Regions from separate parts of the Homo sapiens genome. Here region 1 is linked to region 2. Evidence: chromatin contacts called from ENCODE Hi-C or POLR2A ChIA-PET data. All regions are on one chromosome and are shown on one strand. The core of a region is the stretch at or near the end of the contact, and the rest is flanking DNA. Distances in the headings are between cores, read along the strand shown.

What was found. Hi-C counts contacts between places; a loop is a spot of excess contacts on that map. ChIA-PET counts read pairs that join two places held with the same protein, here RNA polymerase II (POLR2A). Pooled maps may share reads with other maps.
Region 1: a map of CD4-positive, alpha-beta T cell shows a loop between it and region 2 (9-fold over the local background). The contact joins two enhancer-like sites. A Hi-C loop is called at or near these places in 8 of 168 maps with a recorded cell type or tissue (B cell, CD4-positive, alpha-beta T cell, CD4-positive, alpha-beta memory T cell and 3 more) and 14 of 50 pooled maps. POLR2A ChIA-PET finds 5 or more read pairs at or near these places in 25 of 52 experiments (B cell, CD4-positive, alpha-beta T cell, CD4-positive, alpha-beta memory T cell and 16 more).

The regions. Positions count from the first base shown.
Region 1 is chr15:38,649,536-38,657,095 of GRCh38, forward strand. No RefSeq gene overlaps it. Among named protein-coding and RNA genes, the nearest start is that of LINC02694, 43 kb to the right of the region's middle. Within about 2 kb of position 1,881, at least 6 of the 41 ENCODE cell types and tissues checked have a DNase peak (open chromatin) inside an H3K27ac peak, as active enhancers do; they include B cell, CD4-positive, alpha-beta T cell, CD8-positive, alpha-beta T cell and 1 more, where a contact is called at or near this core.
Region 2 is chr15:38,608,111-38,614,829 of GRCh38, forward strand. No RefSeq gene overlaps it. Among named protein-coding and RNA genes, the nearest start is that of RASGRP1, 47 kb to the left of the region's middle. Within about 2 kb of position 2,686, at least 4 of the 41 ENCODE cell types and tissues checked have a DNase peak (open chromatin) inside an H3K27ac peak, as active enhancers do; they include B cell, CD4-positive, alpha-beta T cell, CD8-positive, alpha-beta T cell and 1 more, where a contact is called at or near this core.

The DNA of each region.
Region 1 (7,560 bases), core at 631-3,130, 41 kb after region 2:
GCTTCCATACATTGCTAGTGGGAATGTAAAATGGCATAAGCCTCATGAATGGGAATTTGATATATCTAGTAAAATTACATATGCATTTTCCCTTTGATCCAGTAATCCAACTTCTAGGAATCTATCCAAAAATATGTTGTAAAACTACACAAATACTTTTATATGTGACTATACATTGCAGCATTGTTTATAATAGCAAAAGCTTGGAAATTGGTTGAATAAGGCAATGGAAGGTCCACTCAGTGGAATACTATGCAGCTATAAACAACAAGAAGACGACCTCTGTATTAGTCTGCTTTCATGCTGCTGATAAAGACAGATTTGAGACTGGGCAATTTATAAAAGAGGTATATAATGGACTTACAGTTCCACATGGCTGGGGAAGCCTCACAATCATGGTGGAAGGTGAAAGGCACATCTCACATGGCATCAGACAAGAGAAGAGAGCTTGTTCAGGGAAACTCCCCTTTTTAAAACCATCAGATCTTGTGAGACTCATTCGCTGTCACGAGAATAGCATGGGAAACACCCGTCCCCGTAATTCAATCACCTCCCACGACATGTGGAAATTATGGAAGTTTCAATTCCAGATGAGATTTGGGTGGGGACACAGCCAAACCATATCAACCTCTATACATTGCCATGAAGCGATGACCCCAATAACATGTTCAGTGAGGAGAATTCTTGGCCCTTGTGTATTTTTTTTTTCTTTAAGTAATCTGCATTGAACAAGTCTTAAATTTACAGTTAGAAAAATCAATAGTATATTTTGTTTTATTTTGAATTACCCAGAAGCTCATGAACTTTCTGACCAAAATCCTTTCCCAGAAAGTTTGTCAGTTGAGAACCTGTGAAGTCCAATTCATTTATATGTTAAGATTTGTGCTATGGGATGTTGACAGCCTGGTGAAATTGACCCAGCCTGGCATGATCCTGGAGTCTATTTGAAAGGTGCAGGTTCAGAAAGCAGAGTGCTTCACAGGCTGCCACATTCCTCTGAAGATAATCTGCAGGTTGTACCTGCTGCCACTAGGCTGTTAGGCTGCCTAGGGGATGGTTGCTGGCTGGATTAACCAGATTTGCCATTGGCAGGTGGGAGATTTGCACCCCCAGAATTAGGCTTGCTACTCCATTAAGCTTTTGACCACCTAATTTAAACCATATTATTATTTTCTAAATAGGCAACACATTTACATTTTAAAATGCAAAGAGTACAAAAAGATAGGCCATGAAATGTCTTTCTGACCTGGTTCCCCAGGCATGAAGTTTCCCTCCCAAAGGCAACTAATCTGATAGGAGAATGAGGAAAGGAAGAGGAAGAAAGTCAATAAGGCCAATATTGGGAAGGTTACACTTGAGGAGACCTGGGGCTCAAACCTTCTAGGGCACTGGGAGCCAGTGTAAAATTTATCCTGTCTTGTGGATTTTAGATAATCTGTGTGTATAGGGGAGATATTTTATACAGCAGCAGCAGGCTATCCACATTGTGCCATACCTCGCTTTTGTGTGACTTAATATCTCTTGGTAATTGTTCCATGTCAGTGCCCAAAAAGCTTCCTCATTCTTTTTTTTGCAACTGTTCAGTTATCTATTTATGGTTACATCATATTATATTTAACCCATTCTTTACTGGTGTCTGCTCCCATTTGTTGTTCCATTTTGAGCACCAGATTTTAAAACTCATTCCTATAGGACACACAAAGGATTTTATTTCCTAGGAAGAGCTCCATGGCTCCCTGACTTGCTCAACTGTTTTAAACCCCCACCCCACATGGAATAAGCACACTTCACCATTCTCTCACAACAACAATTAAGTCAACTTATCTTTGAATAAGTAGCTGGGGGTGGCGGGGACACACCCCTGAAGTGTGGGTTTAGGTTTGTTTGATTGGGGCGTGTGCTGGGGTGGGTGGAGCAGGATGAAGAATTCTTCATTAGTGTTTCTCATGTTTGAAGTCAGATCTTCTTTCCTAGCTGGGGCCAGAGTCTTCAAGCTTCTAACAGGAGTTTCTAGAGCCACTGAATCTTTCAGAGAACAGGTACAAAAGCTCTCAGCTGGTGTACGAGCAGAGGAAGCGCCTTTACAAGGGGCTGCTTGGAAATGGGGGCAAACTGCTAAATAAGCGTGCAAAAGCAGAAAAGGGCCCAGGGTATTTTTAAACCTCTTACAAATAGGAGCAAGCCCAAATTTAACACGGGCTGGCTTTTTAATGTGGCTTTCTTTTTCACCCACCTTCCCTTCAAAGAGATGCTTTTTTCTTCTTTCTGCTGAAATACAAGGGCTTAGGGAGCAACTACTCGGTTCCAACAAACAGGGCAAGTTAACACTTGTGAGAGCAACACCCAAGCAGCAAAGGAAGCCGTGTTAAAATAAAACCACACCCCCTTCCCCTCCAGGTGACAAAGATAACCAAACCCAGTCTGGCGTCTATGCTCCAGCAACATGCAGGCTGAAGTGAAGGGCAACTGGGCAGGAAAGAGAAGGCGGAACTCGAGGTCATCCATACTGCCCAATTCCCTTGCTCCCCTCTCTTCCTGCCTCTCCAATTCTCATCTTCACCCAGAGCTGGTCTGATGCAGAAAAGTGAGGGGAACTCACTGTACCCATTTCTCTTTCTAAAATATCTCCTCAGGCACCTTAAACCTTTGTTCTTTCTTCCTCCAAAACAGTTCTCAGGAATTTGATACTATAGGATCATCTATTCTAGAGGTAATTAATAAGCTTTAATGAACTGTTCCTTCTAGAAATATTCTTACCCTTAAGCCAAATGATTGTAAAGGTCACAGGGCATTTCAGGCATCAGCTATTTCATGAATGGGAAGTAGTGTGGGTAGAACCCTAGCATGCTCTGGACCTTAAAATCATATCCTATGATTGGTTACCTCACATATGCAAAACCACCGCAGTCTACACCTCTAAACACACTTAAAACACTCTTTCACTGGTAAATAACCTGCATTCCTATATTCCTTTGCAGAACAGCTTGAGTGAAACCTGTGTTTATATGCAATGGTCGAGGCCAGCGGTGTAGAACATACACGCTCACTGCATTCTGGGACAGCTCTGGTCTCCAAGCCCGGAGGTTTAAGCAGTGTGTGGCCAGGCCATTGAGCTGAGAGCATAAGCTTGGTGATACCTATCAACATAAAAATATTCATCCATTACTTTCACTTATTTATTTTATTCACAATTGTATTTGGCTTGAAGCTTGGTGCTGTCTATTTGGGTTTGAATCTCTATCCAGATTCAGAGCCTGATCTGTGTCAGCCTCTATTCTGGAAGCCCCCAGTTTGGGAAAGAGACCATGCAAGGTACACTCAGGTCCTGCCCTGCTGATTAGTTCATGCAAGAGAAGCCTCCCTGACTTCAATCCCTGGGACTAATTCACTTCAAGAGTTGGAATGAGAAGGCACTCAAACCATAAATATATGCAAAGCAGCAGCAAGCAGATTAGAAGAACCTAGCAGATTAAAAGTAAGTAAGCCTGCAGAACCTCTCGTGCAGCCTCCTCTGCCCTTGTCTGGAAGCCACCTTTCTGCAGCCTGGCTTTCCGTAGCTGTCAAAACCCCAAACTTAAAGCTATTGGCTCAGTGATTAGACTCTGGGTTTTGGGGTCAGGAAGTTAGCTTGGGGAGGTGGGGGGTAGTTTTTCTGCGGCTGTCGGAGCAACCGTAGAAGAATTGTTTGATCTTTGCAGGATTTGAAAATATCTTGCTGTACCATCAGTGGCCTTTGGTAGGCTCTAGGCCACGGTTGGGGGATGTTTTACTTGCCTTTTAAGAATATGACACTGGGTCAGCTACTTAACATTCAGAGGGGCAGCACCAAAGGCCAGATAAATATCTGATGCAAAGAAGGGTAATGAAAGGAGTCTAGGCCTTCATCACGCTAGCTCCTCCCCGGGCCTGGAAGATCCTGAGAGCTTCTTCTAGTGTTCAGGCTTTGAATCATCGAAGATCTTTTAAACTCTGATTGTGAAGAGCTCCAGGGGAAATCAATGAACAGACCCTACGGCGATGTCACTGAATCCCATGATTGTCCGGTAGAAATATTTTACGACCAGCCATTCTAACAGGGGAGACTGTGGCCAGGAGAAACATCTTCCCAGAGATCACCCAAGAAAAGCAATAGATTAAGCCAAGTGCATCCTTTTCCTAAAACCCAGTGGTGAGCTGATAGGCGCTCTTCCCAATGCATCATCCTTCTTATGGCCCCTACAATAAATACAGAGATCTTTAGTAATTTCCTTGTTAAATGAAAACATAATGGAGATGTCTCAGAGTAATGGGTCAGCATGTAAATGCAAATGATGTCCAACCAGGACACTTTGGTGGTTTAAAAAGACAGAGACACAGGGAAGCAAGAAACTAGGATACAACAATTCAAGAAGGAAGTTGGAGAAGGCCTGTCAGCAGGACCGAGAAAGCTGGCTTCAGAGAGAACAGTGGCACAGTAGGATTCCCTAGGGGAGAGCTCGTCAGGACTTAGGGAAACAGGGGAAACACTTCTTTCAACCTTTAATGAATTAGGGATTTCTAGGGCTAGAAAGGGAAAACTCAGCCTGGGCGCAGTGGTTCACACCTGTAATCCCAGCACTTTGGGAGGCCGAGGCAGGTGGATAACTTGAGGTCAGGAGTTCAAGACCAGCCTGGCCAACATGGTGAAAGCCTGTCTCTATTAAAAATACAAAAATTAGCTGGGCATGGCAGTGTGCGCCTGTAATCCCAGCTACTTGAGAGGCTGAGGCAGGAGAATCACTTGAACTCGGGAGGTGGAGGTTGCAATGAGCTGAGATCACGCCACTGCACTCCAGCCTGGGTGATAGAGGGAGACTCCATCTCCAGAAGAAAAAAAGAAAAAAGAGAAAACTCACTCCTCTAGAAACTAAAGGGAGTTGACAACATAGTTTTACATAGGACTGGAAAATAGAAAAGCAGGACTTGAATGAAGATTTACAACCCTGAGGACTAGGTTCTAGACCGGTATCATTCAATAGAAATATTAAGGCCAGGTGTGGTGGCTCATGCCTGTAATCTCAGCACTTTGGGAGGCTGAAGCGGGTGGATCACCTAAGGTCAGGAGTTCAAGACCAGCCTGGCCAACATGGTGAAGCCCTGTCTCTACTAAAAATACAAAAATTAGCCGGGCATGGTGGCGCATGCATGTAGTCCCAGCTACGCAGGAGGCTGAGGCAGGAGAATCGCTTGAACCCGAGAGGTGGAGGTTGCAGTGAGCCGAGATTATGCCATTGCACTGCAGCCTGGGCAACAAGAGCAAAACTCCATCTCAAAAAAAATTAAAACATTAAAAAATTAAAATTTAGAAATATTAATAGAATGGCAGGCACACATATGCAAGTTTACATTTTCTAGTAGCCACATTAAAAGGAGTAAGAAGAAACAGGTACAATTAATTTTATGAATATATTTCATTTAGCTCAATATAGCCAAAATATTACCATTTCAACATGTAATCAAGAATTATTAATAAAATCTTTTACATTGACTTTAACCTTAAACTAATTAAAATTAGGTAGAATTAAACATTTGGTTCCTCGGTTGTACTAGCTACATTTCAAGTACTTCATAGCACAGGTGGCTGGTGGCTACCATGTTGAACAGCACAGGTCTAGTACAAGGCCCTCAAATTACAGAATCTCAAATGATGGAACACTTCAAATTTGGATTTGGGTAACTGAGTTCTGAGAATATTTGTATTTTAACTGAACTTGAGAGTCTATTTTCTCTTGAAAGATTTAGTTGTGTGCACTTGAACAACCACGTGTGTGGGGCTGTGCTGTCCAAGGTGGAGGGGCTGTATCTTTCAGATTATAAGAATGTAGGAAAGGGTTAGAGCCCATAGTAGTCATCTTCATCAGTTGGATAGACTAAGTTTTGCCTCAGTTACAAACAACCTCCAAATGTTTGTAATTTTACCTTCAAAAAAGTTTATTTTTCTCTCAAGGTATATGTCCACCCTGTGCTGGAGAAAGAGGGACTTGGGGAGATGGGTAGACTCTCTGCTCTTTGTCCTCACTCCATGACCCAATCTATCAGAGCAGTCACTAGCTGATCTTTGTTGATCGCCAAGGGCAGAGGAGAAGAGTGCCCTCAGATGGTCCTACAATTCAATACTAGCCCCAGAGGTGATACCAGTCACTTCTCCTCATTGGCTACAACTAGTCTCATGGCCACATCCAATCCTAGAGTGACCAGGATGTGCAATCCTGCAATGTGCCCAAAAGGCAGGCAGAGAGATGGAAAACTTGGTGAACAGGACTACTGAGTATATCCCCACCTTTTTTACTTTGGTTGGCTGTTGTGAAGTTAACTTAAATTATATCCAGGGACCAGAATGGAGTGCCACATTGAGCTTCACTGAAGAATGCAGTCCACATCTGTTTTGCTCAGGAAATGCTGCCTAGGAATTGTACTTTTCTGGTGAAGGGAAGGTCCAGAAAGATAAAATTTCAGGTAGATGAGGTTCAAACAGGAGAAAGACATTGGGGAGCAGTACACTACAATATTTTATTTCTCACTCTGGCGAGAAATCAGAGATGTACCTTCTCAACTGGTCAGGGACAAGAGTAACAATTTATGCTCAAATACTGGGCATTGTAAAGAAGAGAAAGTAAACACAAAGGGATTGTGTTTAGGGTGTGAATTCACATCAAGCATTAAACAATGTAAAAATAACCAAGATTAAGTATGTTTTCAAAGACAGTGAGTGTGAAAACATTAATAAGGGGAAAGCATATTATTTAAAATGGAAAATATTACCTTATTTTTGAATCACAGAATCTTTTTTGTAGCGGGAAATCTTAACCTCATTTTATAGAATAGAAAATGAAGACAGGCTAGATGCATTGCCTGAGATTAGTGCATAGTAAGTAAATGGCCTTGTTGGCATTAAGCTCTAGACTCCTAATTCCCTGATTACTAGTTTTTCTTCCCTAATGAAACAATTTGCATGAGGGGGCTCCTCATTATTTCCTGCCTCTTTCTTCATTTCTAACCTTGTCTTCAAGTCTTGATAGATGAAGATAGATGTGAGTTTTACGAGATCAGGGACAACAAATCTCTCTCTCCCTTTAATTAACATTTCTTTTTGCAGATGAAAATAAAGGTAAGGACCTGTTACGGACTGAATTGTCTCTCCCCAAATCATATGTTGAAGCCCTAACTCCCAATGCTGCCGTATTAGAAGACAGGGCCTTTTAAAGAAGTAATTAAGGTTGGCCAGGCACAGTGGCTCACGTCTGTAATCCCAGCACTTTGTGAGGCTGAGGCGGACGGATCACCTGAGTTCAGGAGTTCGAGACCGGACTGGTCAACAGGGTAAAACCCCGTCTCTACTAAAAATACAAAAATTAGCCAGACATGACGCACGCCTGTAATCCCAGCTACTCAGGAGCCTGAGGCAGGAGAATTGCTTGAACCCAGGAAGCAGAGGTTGCAGTGAGTCAAGATCACGCCATTGCACTCCAGCCTGGGCAACAAGAGCAAAACTCCATCTAAAAAAAAAGAAAAAGTAATTAGGGTTAAATGAGGTCATAAGAA
Region 2 (6,719 bases), core at 1,436-3,935:
CTACAGAGTTTTATGCTCATATAAGTTTGAGGAATACAGAGCTAATATAAGTTATTTGGGTTTCTTTATGATACGATTGCTGAGAGCCTTTAATAAACTAATGTGCATTGTAAATCAAGATGGGCTGCATGGTGAGCAGTGGGTCCCAAGCTTTTTCTTGGATTATCATGACACAATAGTGATTTAAGGGACACACTTTAAAAAACACCAATGATTTCTCAACCAGTTGATCTTGCTATTTGGAAGCTTCTTCCCACAGTTTATACCAGAAACACCTCACACAGAGGCATCATGGGGCAGGGGAAGGACACACGGGTCAGAAGACCTGGGTTCTAGTTGTACTTTCTTTTTACTAGCAGTGACAAGCAGTAGAAGGTGCTGAGCCTCGAGTTTATCATCTGTAAAATTGGATAATCATGGTCTTACTTTGCTTGCAGGGGAATAGTTGGGAATATCAAACGAGAAATGTGAAATAACACAGATGTAAGTTAGTGGTTGTTATGATAACATACAGCATAACTGAGGGTGAGAAATTCCTTACCTTTCTTGTTTGGATAATGCTTCATGGCAGAGATGTCTCTCTTTGTACTTTATTGACTCTATCAAATCAACAAACGTTTGAATGCCTATTTTGTAATAAAGCATTCCTTAAGTTGATTCTAGGAGAACTGTGCTGAGATTCATAACTACCTTCTCGTAATATCTAAATTCCCCATATTTCTTGTCCTGGCATTACTTAGGAATGTAATGTCAACGCATCACTCACTTTGGTTGTTTGGACACGCTCAGTATGATAGTCCTTTTTACCTGTTATTCATAGTCACTAATGCATCGTTTCCTTGTTAAATGAATGAATGGAGTAACACATGTGACTTCAGGGACAGAGTTTGCTGGAGGGCATTTCTGCCTATCACTTCTGCGAAATCGACTTTCTTCCCTTAAGACTTGATTTTTGTAATTGCTTTCCCAAAGATAAAAGCTAGCCTTGGTTTGGGTCACTGTAGAATAGCCCTGGAAATTTTCAGACTGGGAGACATTCACCTCTGCTTGTCTCAGGGTGTTATCAAAGCTACACTGGAAAAGATGTGTTTGCAGAGAGGTTTAAGTTTGGCAGTTCTTCGTGTACATACTTTTGAAAGGTGTGGGTCAAGGCAATCAAACTAAGTTGGGAGTCAAGAACATAGCATACTGGAAAATGAAAGCAAAAGTGGTGGTAATATAAGTTGAATAATAATGCCATTCATAGCAATTCCTGAGAACTACACACTGTTCTATGCACTTCATATAGATTGACTCCTTTAAATCTCAAAATAGCACTGTGGGGGTGTACCATTATTAGCCTGATTCTACATGTGAGGGAGGTAACAACTTTACATCGCCTACTCCAGTGTTCTGGTTTCAGGGATAGTAAGCAATGCCCTGGTATGATGGCTATATCAGGCAATTTGCCTATACCAATCAGAGCTCTAGAGTGATCCTTCTAGCTATGGCTGATTGGATCATGGATGAACGCTCGACTCAAATCCAGTTAATTCATTAGCTAGTCAGATTTTCTCAAGAATTTAAACTAGAGTCATAGAGATAAGAGCCTGTATAAAAGCTCTAGGGGTGAGGCAGCCATTTTGGATCGGTTTCCGTTTCTTAAGAAATGGAAAAAATAGTTAAACACTCCAACTCTGGGGTCTGATAGGCCTGGATTAGACTCTGGACTCTGTCATTTGTGAACTTGGACAAATGACCTAACTTCTCTGGGACTCAATTTCTTCATCTTCGAAGGAGGAATCTTTAAAAAGGGTATCTCTGCCAGTGAATTGCTTAGCATAGTGCCTGGCACATAGTAAATCTTCACAAAATAATAGCTATTATCATTGTTATTAATATTTCTGATGGCTTTTCAGTTCTCCTAAGGCCTGGCTTTACTTAGTTCCCTTTCCCAAGAGCCCATTGTCTGTGTCTTTATCCTCACCCTCCCTTCCCTTGAGGGAGTCTTGAAGGGCATGCGCAGGCTGGCGTCCAGTGCAGTGAAAACCAGCTCTACCCTTTAAGACGAGCTCTTGAGAGGTTGGTTTGAGTCATGTGCAAGATTTGTTCTTCATACAGTCACAACAAAAGGAAGATATAAATAATTCGTACTCCCACCATGTTGTTTCCTTCTTTCATCCTCAGGTATGGTAATCTAGAATCAATAATTTGTTTTGTTTTCACCATGTACTCAGTCCTGCACTATGCTGTGGGTATGTTTGTCAGTGTGTACATGTGTAGCTGTGTGTGTATGTGTGTGTGTGTGTGTGTGTGTGTGTGTGTGTGTGTGTGTAGGAGTGGGGAGGCAGTGGGTTGGTAGAAAAAACAGAAGTAGCAAACTTGAAACAATTAAAAAACAATAATGATAGTATATATCAAGTACAACCTCTTTCTAGGCCAGTGATTCTTAAATGAGGGCCTAGGAAAACATTTAAAAACAACAACAAAACAGAAGACAGATTTCCTGGTCCTTATCGCCCAAATTTCTAACTTGGACAATCTGAGGAGGGTAATGGTTAAATACTTTAAAAGGTCTTTGCAGAGTTTTGTTTTGTAGTCGAATTTTGGAACCACCACTATAGATTACAATTACGCAGTTAGGCTTTCTGAAGTTCAGAGTTGTCAAGCACGCCTTGATGGAAGGTTGAAAACCAGAACTAGATCTTGAAGATACGCGATAGATTGACGAAAGTGGGGGAGCATCTCAGATGAAGAACAGAGTAAACACAGGGAATTTGAACTCTACATAGCATCTGTTAGAAGGTAGGGGTGGGGATGAAACATGAAACCTATGAAAGAGAAGCAGCAGGTCCAAAAGGGAGAACCACTAGGGCAGAGCGTCATACTGAAATTTGCATTTACATTTGCAGATTCAGCATCATGCTGGCCTATTTTTGCAGCAGTCTCTTGGGAGGTGGGCGGAGTAGCATGCCTCCTGGCCCCTGGTCGTAAAACTAAATAGACTCTACTTAGCTCTGAGAATGTCTCATTTATACTCCTAGTTTCCATTGTCAGTGCCATAAAACAACACCAACTCCAAATGAGAGGAGAGGACAAACCAATGGTGTTTGCTAAGGTGATATCTCCTTTTTTGTAGGGAAGTTTTGGATGGGCTGGTTGAGTCAAGATACCTGGAAAAGCCAGTTCAGTTCAGATTGAGCCCAGCCTTGGGTTCAGTGATGGCCTCCAGGAAATTGGCAGCTCAGCTGTTTCACAACTTGGTTTTGTGGTACTGACACTCTCTTTTATAAGAAGGGCTTACCGTGGGCAGAGGAGTCTTAGCTCAGGAAGCCTTCTGAGAAACTAGAAAGATTTTAAGAGAAAAATGTGCTCTGTGTCCTTGCTATGTAACTCCGTTTTGAGCACAGGACTGCTGCTTCCCTTCCTCCCAGGAACCGGCAGCCTATGTGCTGATCCGATGCAGAGCTAATCTTTTCTGAGACATCCTCTCCTTCAGGGTCCAGCCTCCCATAGTTTTGCTTCCCTGGGACATGCTCTTCTCTGTGTCAACCCAAAGTCTGAAAATGGCCCATCAACTTTTCCCATGGAAGGTCTGCCCTACCCTGCTTAATCTGAGATCAAGCACAGGTATTTGACAAATTGACTCTCTAGAGAGTAAATTCCATAGCAAATATACTAAAAGCTAAAGCAAATCCTATGATGTTTTGGGCTCTGACTGATCCCTGAATCAAAATGTTTAGGGTCTAGGAACCTACACTGTTAACAACTATCACTGAAGCTTCTTATGCCCACTGCCCTTCACAACTATCTAAGCGCAGAGCTTCTAGAGTCATCTTGCCTTAGTGGAAGTTCCATCTTGAGAATTTCTTGCTTAGTGGAGTAAAGTATAGGGGAAATGTTCTTTTTTCTTTTCTAGGCCCTATAAGTGTACATCTGGGTCATGCTCTATGAAGAGACTGTTGTTATCAATGAGTTCGATGCATATATTTGTTAGCACTGACAGATTCAGACACAGATATTTTCCACCTCCAATGTTCAGGTATGATTTGCCTTATTTTTATTGTCCTTGCCTCCCTTCACAAAGAAGTGCAACAAAACAGTAGTCTCATAACCTAGAAACTTTTATTAGCAATGAAGGCAAGAAAATTAGCTGTGTGAGCATTTTTTTTCTCCCTCTCTGCATGCGCAGATCTGGTGTAGCTGCTGGGAGCCCTGGGCTGGATATGTACCCAGGTGACTCATGGGGAAGGATGCACCCTTCTGAGAAGCATCACCTTTCTCAAGAAGCATGACAGAGCTCCCGATATTAGACTTTCAAGACGTCTACCAGGCCTTCTTTGGAATAAATTGTGTCATTGAATGGGTGAGTCTATGTGCATGGAACAGGTTGGACTTCTCCAGAAGTGTCAGTGGCAACTGTTTAGAAGTGTGATGGATACTAAGAAAAGAAGCAGTGTGTTCCATAGCCTCCACGTTAAGTAGTTGAGAATCTTACTCACCTCTTCAATGGGCTGTACCTGTGTAGGACTTAGCATAGACAAGGACTTCTGTCAGGGGAATCCGTGAAGTGCCGTAAATGCATTTGTCCCTTCCAGTGCCAAGAAAGTGAAGGCTTTGTGTGTTTTGTTCACTGAGGTGTCTACAGTGCCTGTCAAATAGTAGTCACTCAACAAACATGTGCTGGATGAACAAATGGATTGCCTTCTATGGACTGAGTGTAGTGCTAAACTAGAGGTATAACTTGACTAAGACATGGGCCCTGTCCTTGCAGAGTTTTTAGGCTACTAGGTAAGGCAAATAGTTGGGAAAAAACACCACCACAAAATGTAGTAAAAAATGTAGGTAAATGTCTTAGGGAGCTCTGAAGAAGACTCAAAAAGACTTCAAGCTTCACCAAAGGAGTGGGAGGTGAGCTTGGATCTTGAAGGTGTGAAGGGGCTGGTTAGTGATGGGAGAGAGGAACATGAGCACAATTTCTACAGCTGAGGAACTTACTGCATGAAGGGAGGGCCAGTGCAAATCCCTGGGAAGGAATGTTAGAGGGCCTGTGCGGCAGGAGGCCACAATGGAGCCATTCCTGCTCCTGTTTTGACTGAGGCACCAATATGACAGTTATCAGCTACTGAAAGGAGTGTGAGACAGATCCCACCACCCCCACACCCTCTGCAGATTTACAGAAGAAACAGCTTCGAGGACCTCTTTCATGTCTCTCAGTCCCCTTAGCCAGATCAAGGACTTTGCAGGGCAAGGATGCCACAAGTGTTTCCCCATTTCCTGTGGACTGGGTGAAGGCCCCTCACAAGAGATGAGGTGGAGCCATCTTGCATCCCATCCAATAGGACAGGTCCCGTCTTGAGAGGAGAGGGAGGAGGGGAGAAACTCCATAGAAAAGGGCCAGAGATACATGCCCAATACCCAGCGATGAGGAAAGAGTTGCAAGAAGCCACCAAAAATAGCGATATATTCACCAGGTCAACGGGTGCTGCAGGACAGATGGGTCTACCAGGTGACTCATGAAGAGCCACAAAAGTGTTCCAGGACATCAGTCAAATCACAGAGACAGTGGAATGGTGATTACCAGGAGCTGGAGGAGGGGGAAATAGAGAGTTACGTTTAATGGGTATAGAGTTTCTGTTTTACAAGATGAAGAGGCTTCAGGAGATGGATGGCAGTGATAATTGTGCAACATTATAAATGCATGTCATACCAGTGAACCTTACACTAAACAATGGTTAAGATGGTAAATTTTGTGTTATGTGTTTATTTAATTAATTAATTTATTTATTTTGAGACGAATTGAGACAGATTTTATTAGAAATGAAGGCAAGAAAATTAGCTGTGTGAGCATTTTTTTTCTCGCTCTGTCACCTAGGCTGGAGTGCAGTGGTGCGATCTCGGCTCACTGCAAACTCTGCCTCCCAGGTCCACGCCATTCTCCTGCCTCAGCCTCCTGAGTAGCTGGGACTACAGGTGTCCGCCACCATGCCCGGCTAATTTTTTTGTATTTTTAGTAGAGACGGGGTTTCACTGTGTTAGCCAGGATGGTCTCGATCTCCTGACCTCATGACCCGCTTGCCTTGGCCTCCCAAAGTGCTGGGATTACAGGCGTGAGCCACTGCAACCGGACTATGTGTTTCTTAATGCAATAAAAAAATTGGGAAAAATGTGTTTCATGAGAGAAAAGAGTTCCCCTTCCCAGAGACAACGGTGTTAACCATGTGCCAGGCCCAGAGGTCACAAAGCCATTCAGTCAGTTATGTGCTGTCCTGCCCACTGACCTCCCCGCACTCTGCTTCTCCTTTAGATCTGGCAGTGAAGGAGTCGGGAAGACTGTGATGGGGGCAAGAAGAGCCAAGTGCCAAGGCTCCTTCCCCTCTATGGGCTTCCAGCCTGAAGCTGGCCTGAGGAGAGAGAATTCATAGCTAAGTCAAGTTCAGCCTCTTGATTATTACATGGGACTGGAAATTATTGTGCCTGAAGCTCAAATGTCCTGTGGCTTCAAGTGACTCCAGTGCTCTTCTACTACCCAGGAGTGAGCAGAAAAGCACCTAAAGCTGCCAGGGCTTTTCTCCAGGGGCAGGGAAGGTTACCCACTGATAAACTATCTAGGGACAATGGGAGACAGAGACAGGTCTGAGTAAGTCACAATTGTACTTATTCAGCATGCCTATTACATGTGCAAGCGGTGCTTGGCATGCAGTGAATGCTCAATCAGTATCTCTTACTGACTAATGTGA